2 separate regions of the Homo sapiens genome follow, and region 2 is linked to region 1. A link is a contact called in ENCODE Hi-C or POLR2A ChIA-PET data. All regions are on one chromosome and are shown on one strand. The core of a region is the stretch at or near the end of the contact, and the rest is flanking DNA. Distances in the headings are between cores, read along the strand shown. Region 1 holds the start of LINC02936 (long intergenic non-protein coding RNA 2936). Region 2 holds the start of LINC01191 (long intergenic non-protein coding RNA 1191).

What was found. A loop is a pair of places that touch in the nucleus more often than their neighbours do. ChIA-PET counts read pairs that join two places held with the same protein, here RNA polymerase II (POLR2A). Pooled maps may share reads with other maps.
Region 2: a loop to region 1 is called in a map with no recorded cell type, with 3 times the contacts of the local background. The contact joins the promoter of LINC01191 here to the promoter of LINC02936 in region 1. A Hi-C loop is called at or near these places in 4 of 37 single-sample maps with no recorded cell type and 5 of 50 pooled maps. POLR2A ChIA-PET finds 5 or more read pairs at or near these places in 3 of 52 experiments (HEK293, activated CD4-positive, alpha-beta T cell and activated T-cell).

What each region holds. Positions count from the first base shown.
Region 1 is chr2:113,702,329-113,705,906 of GRCh38, reverse strand. It overlaps LINC02936 (long intergenic non-protein coding RNA 2936), which reads left to right and starts at 1,733. Exons shown (of 3, transcript NR_186169.1): 1 at 1,733-2,210. It also overlaps a transcript of SLC35F5 not described here.
Region 2 is chr2:113,977,515-113,981,092 of GRCh38, reverse strand. It overlaps LINC01191 (long intergenic non-protein coding RNA 1191), which reads right to left and starts at 1,524. Exons shown (of 2, transcript NR_148509.1): 1 at 965-1,524. It overlaps LINC02992 (long intergenic non-protein coding RNA 2992), which reads left to right and starts at 1,109. Exons shown (of 1, transcript NR_034130.1): 1 at 1,109-3,424. RefSeq lists a silencer at 1,227-1,416 and an enhancer at 1,507-1,656.

The DNA.
Region 1 (3,578 bases), core at 484-2,983:
AGCTGAGCTAAAGGGAAATGTGAAGAACATTATTGCCTCTTTAAAACCAAACATATATAAAACATGAAAAATATTTTTCAGTGACAAAAGATAAGAATGAAAGCATTCAGGATAGTGTATTCATAGAAGCTTTGGGAAAGAGTAAAAATAATTTCTTAAATTTTTTTCTTGAAAGACTGAAAATAGAATCTTAAGGAGATAGTGTTCTTAAAGCCTTGATCTGACTACTTGACTACTTATAACTTCTTTCTTCATCTACTAATTATTTTGAAAAGTCACTTAGTCATTTGTCAATCCTAACCTTTAGAGATAAACATTTAAAATCAGTTCACTAATCACAGCATTTTTTTTTTTTTAGATGGAATCTTGCTCTGTCGCCCAAGCTGGAGTGCAGTGGCGAGATCTCGGGTCACTGCAACCTCTACCTCCTGGGCTCAAGCGATTCTCCTGCCTCAGCCTCCCGAGTAGCTGGGACTACAGGCGCACGCCACCACACCCAGCTAATTTTTGTATTTTTAGTAGAGACGGGGTTTCACCATGTTGGTCAGGATGGTCTCGATCTCTTGAACTCGTGATCCGCCCTCCTTGGCTTCCCAAAGTGCTGGGATTATAGGCGTGAGCCACCGCGCCCGGCCCACAGCATCATTTTTCAAGGGTCTCTAGGGTGACCAGGTGTCCGGGTTTGCCAAGGACAGTCCCAGTTTCTACCTGCTGTCCTAGGACAATCATGAATAGTGCCCCTTTCAGTTTCAAAAGTGTCATAGTTTAGACATTAAATTACCTGACCACCCTTATATGCCCCATGTTTCTTAACATCTAGGCTGCTGACAAAATTCACATTTTCTGACTGTCAGTCTAGTGTTCTCTATACTAGACTGATACGGATCCACAAAGGAAGCAATATTGGCCAACAATTAATCTTCAGTCTTTGGATTAGTGAGAGGTGACAACGTGCTGGCAGCCGTCACAGCCCTCGCTCACTCTCCCCGCCTCCTCTGCCTGGTTTCCCAGTTTGACGGCACTTGAGGAGCCCTTCAGCCCGCCGCTGCACTGTGGGAGCCCCTTCCTGGGCTGGCCGAGGCCGGAGGCGGCTCCCCCAGCTTGCGGGGAGGTGTGGAGGGAGAGGCGAGGGCGGGAACAGGGGCTGCGCGCGGTGCTTGCGGGCCAGCGCGAGTTCTGGGTGGGTGTGGGCTCGGCGGGCCCCGCACTCGGAGCGGCCGGCAGGCCCTGCCGGCCCCGGGCAATGAGGGGCTTAGCACCCGGGCCAGCGGCTGCGGAGGGTGTGCCGGGTCCCCCAGCAGTGCCGGCCCACCGGCGCTGCGCTCGATTTCTCGCCGGGCCTTAGCTGCCTCCCCGCGGGGCAGGGCTCGGGACCTGCAGCCCGCCATGCCTGAGCCTTCCCAGCTCCGTGGGCTCCTGTGTGGCCAGAGCGCCCCCTGCTCCGCGGTGCCCAGTCCCATCAACTACCCAAGGGCTGAGGAGTGCGGGCGCAGGGCGCGGGACTGGCGGGCAGCTCCACCTGTGGCCCCTGTGCGGGATCCGCTGGGTGAAGCCGGCTGGGCTCCTGACTCTGGTGGGGACTTGGAGAACCTTTGTGTCTAGCTCAGGGATTGTAAACGCACCAATCAGCGCCCTGTCAAAACAGACCACTCGCTCTCTGTAAAATGGACCAATCAGAGGATGTGGGTGGGGCCAGATAAGAGAATAAAAGCGGGCTGCCCGAGCCCCCAGTGGCGACTCGCTGGGGTTCCCTTACCGAGCTGTGGGAGCTTTGTTCTTTCGCTTTTTGCAATAAATCTTGCTGCTGCTCACTCTTTGGGTCCACACTGCCTTTATGAGCTGTAACACTCACGGTGAAGGTCCGCAGCTTCACTCCTGAGCCGGCGAGACCACGAACCCACCAGAAGGAAGAAACTCCGAACATCAGAAGGAACCAACTCCGGACATGCCGCCTTTAAGAACTGTAACACTCACCGCGAGGAGCCACGGCTTCATTCTGGAAGTCAGTGAGACCGAGAACCCACTGAGTCCGGACACATTAGGATGTTAGAGTCCCACCTTCAAAGCATTTTTCTCCTGGAGTGGACTTTGCACAAATGGTAGGCCAATTGTGGAGTCAGTGAAGAACCAGGCTAATCCAGCTTGTTTTATTGGCCCCAGTTTTTCTTCTCAGGGCCGTAAACCAGTTATTACCAGGAAACAAAAGCAAAGTAAGTATTAAGTTTTGAATTGGTATTGAGGAGAAACATCTAAAATCAAGTCTCGCCAATCTAATTAAATTAGATTCCCAAACCGGAAGAAGCTTTGCAATTACTGCCAAAATGTCTCAGAGGGCATTAGGTTAATTGAAGCTGGAGAGGAGTGAGAAAAGAGGCAGCTGCTAGTCACTGAGAATAAGGACTCTCTATTTGCTGTGAGGTTTGTAGGGGCAGCACTTTGCTGTTGGGGTTTGGTAAGGGGATTTGTTTTAAAATTGGAATTATATTTTGTTGGCTTTTAATCATAAGCAGGGAAATACATTTTTCCTACGCCTAAGAATTTACATAAGCTAATTTGTTCCATAATTAGAAAAATCCTTGCTTTTAGCATATGGACTGTAACAATAGGGGTTGTAACTCGTGAGTCGTGTGACACATTGTTTCCCTTTGGTGAAGTTTTACTTTAAGATCTGTTGAGTATATCCAGGGAGAGAGATGAAGGTCAAGACATGCTTATTTTTACAGAGAGAGAGAGAGAGAGAGAGAAAGAGATTCATTAAACTTTGAGTTATACTTTATTTTTATTTATTTATTTTTTTGAGATGGGGTCTTGCTCTGTCACCCAGGCTGGAGTACAGTGGCATGATCTTGGCTCATTGCAACCTCCACTACCAGGGCTCAAGTGATTCTCCCACCTCAGCCTCTCAAGTTGCTGGGACTACAGGTGCACACCAACAAGCCTGGCTAAGTTTTTTGATTTTTAGTAGCAATGAGGTCTTGCTATTTTGCCTAGGCTGGTCTCGAACTCCTGGCCTCAAGCAATCTGCCTGCCTTAGCTTCCCAAAGTGCTAGGATTACAGATGTGAGCCACCGTGCCTGGCCCATATTTTACTCAGTAGGAATCTTTGCTATTTGCTATGATTTTTAATTCTTCTTGTATCTTAATTTTGCTTCCCCAATGAGTATGTTAAATGTTCTTTAAAATCTTCCTGTAAAAAAGTAAACATATTAAACAGCAGTTCTCTAATTGAATGTGCTAATTTGATAAATATTTGAGTGGATACCTACTATTTGCAAAGCTTCAAGGAATACAGTGGTGAGTAAGATAGTCTTTTTTTTTTTTTGAGACAGAGTCTTGCTCTGTCTCCCAGGCTGGAGTGCAGTGGTGTGATCTCGGCTAACTGCAACCTCCACTTCCTGGGTTTCAAGTGATTCTCCTGCTTCAGCCTCCCAAGTAGCTTAGATTACAGAAGCACATTACCATTCTTGGTTAATTTTTGTATTTTTAGTAGACATAGTTTCACCATGTTGGCCAGGCTGGTCTCGAACTCCTGAGTTCAAGTGATCCCGCCTGTCTCGGCCTCCCAAAGTGCTGGGATT
Region 2 (3,578 bases), core at 275-2,774, 280 kb before region 1:
CCAGCTGTCCCCGAGGGTTGGAGATAAAGTGCTAGGTGGTGTGGAAGTTGTAAGAATCAAAATGGAGTTACTAATGTTTTTTCTTTAAAAAAAAAAAAACTCAGGCTGTGCGCAGTGGCCCACGCCTGTAATCCCAGCACTTTGGGAGACTGAGGCAGGCGGATCACCTGAGGTCAGGAGTTCGAGACCAGCCTGGCCAACATGGTGAAACCCCGTCTCTACTAAAAATACAAAAATTAGCTGGGCGTGGTGGCGGGCACCTCCCAGCTACTCAGGAGGCTGAGGCGGGAGAATCGCTTGAACCCAGGAGGTGGAGGTTGCAGTGAGCCGAGATCGTGCCACTGCACTCCAGTCTGGGTGACAGAGCAAGACGCCATCTTGGGAAAAAAAAACAAAAAACAAACCAAAAAAAACTTGACAAATAGAGCTAGGGAAAGCTAAGAAGAAAGCACTCCCACACTTGTATGCCTGATAACAAAAACTAACACAAAAGGCTCTACAAAACCATAACCTTGCACAAAGGCCATCACAGCCTTACACATATATATAAAAAAAAAAAAACAAAAAAAAACCTCCACAAGGACATTCGCCCAGCAACTGCCTGTCTAACCTTGGACTGGCAACCCCTTGTTATTGATCTCTGTAGCCAAGGATAACCATTTGAAAACAATTATGAAATCCTCCTTACTTTCTCTTTGAAAACCTTCCTCTTCCTTTCTTCCTCTGCCTCCTCGAATATGCACAGTTTACTATGACATGCGTGTTACCGTTGCAACGCTCTGCTCCTGAACAAACGCCTTTCTCTAGACAGCCTCTCACTGTGTGGTTATGCAGCTTGACAGGGGCCCGCTGGACCCAAGTTTACTGCCTCTGGCAGGCGGTGGTGATGACGGGGAGTAAAAGCACCTTGTGGGGAGTTGAAGGGAAAGATATTTCAACGCAAAAACCCAGGCACTTTTACTACCTTTTGTTTGATGCATCGGTGTTACGGGAAAGCTCCTTGGCAGCGAGGGCCTGGCTCTTTATCGCCGTGTGTCCCCGCCCCACGTGGGTCCCATGCTTAGCCCACGGCGGGTGTTTGAAAAGCACGGAATGTATATGGCGGGACAGGGCGCGCTGCGGATACACCGGGACGCCCCCTCAGCCGCGACAGTAACGGCCTCCGGCCACCAGGGGGCAGCCAGGGCGCGCTGCGGATACACCGGGACACGCCCCTTCAGCCGCGACAGTAACGGCCTCCGGCCACCAGGGGTCGGCCAGGGCGCGCTGCGGATACACCGGGACGCCCCCTCAGCCGCGACAGTAACGGCCTCCGGCCACCAGGGGGCGGCCAGGGCGCGCTGCGGATACACCGGGACGCCCCCTCAGCCGCGACAGTAACGGCCTCCGGCCACCAGAGGGCGGCCAGGGCGCGCTGCGGATACACCGGGACGCCCCCTCAGCCGCGACAGTAACGGCCTCCGGCCACCAGGGGGCGGCACACGGCGCCTCAAACTGTAAACGGCTCCGGGCTTCGGAATCCGGGCGGGGAGCGGAGAGCGGTTCGCAAAAGCCAGTTGGTGCCCGGATGCCGGCATTGTCACGGGATCGCGGCCAAAGGGGGTAGAAGACAGCGCAACAGTCGCTCTTCTTGCATGAAGCTATATGCATCTAGTGTGACGGATTATCCTACCTGGAGACTGTCTTTTTCAGCTCGGCATCACGGGGGCGGGGGCGGTGACCCCCATCCGGGCTCCCCGGGGGCGGTGACCCCCATCCCGGCTCCCCGGGGGCGGTGACCCCCATCCCGGCTCCCCGGCCTTCTCTCCTCCGCCCGCTCCTGCCTCCCTTCTGCTTACTCCTCTCCTGGTCAACAGGTCAGCTCGGGGTCCTGCTTCCAACCTCCTCCTCCTAGTTGAAGCCGGTTCTCAGGAGAGAACCTGCCATCCGCAGCTTTACACCTCGGCAGGAATGTAAATCACTCTTCTCCCGTCCCAGGAAGCCTTTCCAGTGTTCTGATTCCAGAAAGCAGGTGTGTGTGGCCGGTTCAAGGAATTTCAAGCATCAGCAGGCAGAGGAAAGTACCAGAGTGGAAGGCAGCCCACAGGGTGTCGAAATCAAGCCACCCAGGGAGCCCGCAGATCCCACCCTCTCCGGTGAGAGAGTTTGGTGGGGAGCACTTCATCCAATGCAGGGAACAGCGTTACTGCGGCCTTCACCTCCCGGCTTCAAGTGATTCACCTGCCGCAGCCTCCCAAGTAGTTGGGATTACAGGCGCGTGCCACCACGCCGGGCTAGTTTTTGTATTTTTAGTGGAGATGGAGTTTCACTATTTTTCTCTCCCCATCCCGGGAAAGTTGTATCTGTTTACCACATGTTCTCCCACATCTACTCGGTTTTACCTCTGTAAGGCCTGAACTCAAAAGCCAAGAAAAAACCTCTTTCTCCAGAACTTTACCTTTTCTGGCAAAAGGAAGCAGGGAGACCTACTAGGAAAATGCCAAGAACAAAATGATTAATCATGTGAAGACGGCATCTACCACCTCAAATCGCCCAGCTCATTGAACCTGCGTGAGGATCCAGCACTGTCCCTGGTGTGTACAGCTCAGTGCACCGAGATGACCAACCGCCTGGGTTTGCTTTACTGTCACTGCTAAAGGCAGGAAGGCAGCTGCCAAACCAGGACAAGGTGGTCACCCCACGGTGAACATCAGTCACCCTCCCTAGCCCACACAGGCAAACAACCGGGGGAGACTATGGCTCAGGGCTTAGAACCCAAAGGCCTGAACAAATGAGGAAGTTTCTACAACAAAGACTTTCTTTGACAGAGTAACCAGTCATAATTTCTGAGCATTCCAGGAGCGCTGTGCAGAATCACAGGTATTTGGCAACTAGTGGGATAAAACAAAGGTGCCATTGAGGATGTTTACAACCAACCCCTCTCCGGAGATAACCTCAAGGTCTTTCCCTTGCACATGGCCTTTCCATGACTCATCCACAGCAGCTGCCTCCCTCCACCACACAAAGGACCCTGCAAGTTCTGTTTGGTATTCTTGAGAATAAAAACTCCGTGGGTCGTTCCCTGGAATTGGTTCTCACCCATTTTCTTTCCTCTGACCGTAGCCAGGATAGGCATCTAATTCTATAGCTTGTCCGTGGAATGGAAAAACAATTTGGATTTTCACAACCTGAAACCTAATTTCTGGTAGGAAGGTACCATCTGGTGGATATTTGTGAAACTGCTCACGTCCTGTGTTTGAAAATGAGCATCTGGGGGCAGCGTGCCTCTCCGAATGTCAATAGGAACGTTGCTCCGAGAGGAGGAGAGATCCACACTCAATGTGGCTGATCCCCTTAACTATGTGACACTGTGTATGTGACTATGTCATAAGCAGCGTCATCCCTGTTTACAGTTTTCTCAGTTTACAATGAATTTAAATAGCTACCCATTGCCTCTTCCTCTCCAAGCGTACTCCTTGCTCCTCCGTGACAGGCACATTGATCTATGAGAGTTGTCTCTTGGGAAATCTAGTCATATCTCATGCGAACATTTTCTAATTGGTGCACCCACCCCTCTGTGGGCATGTTCGCACAGTGTC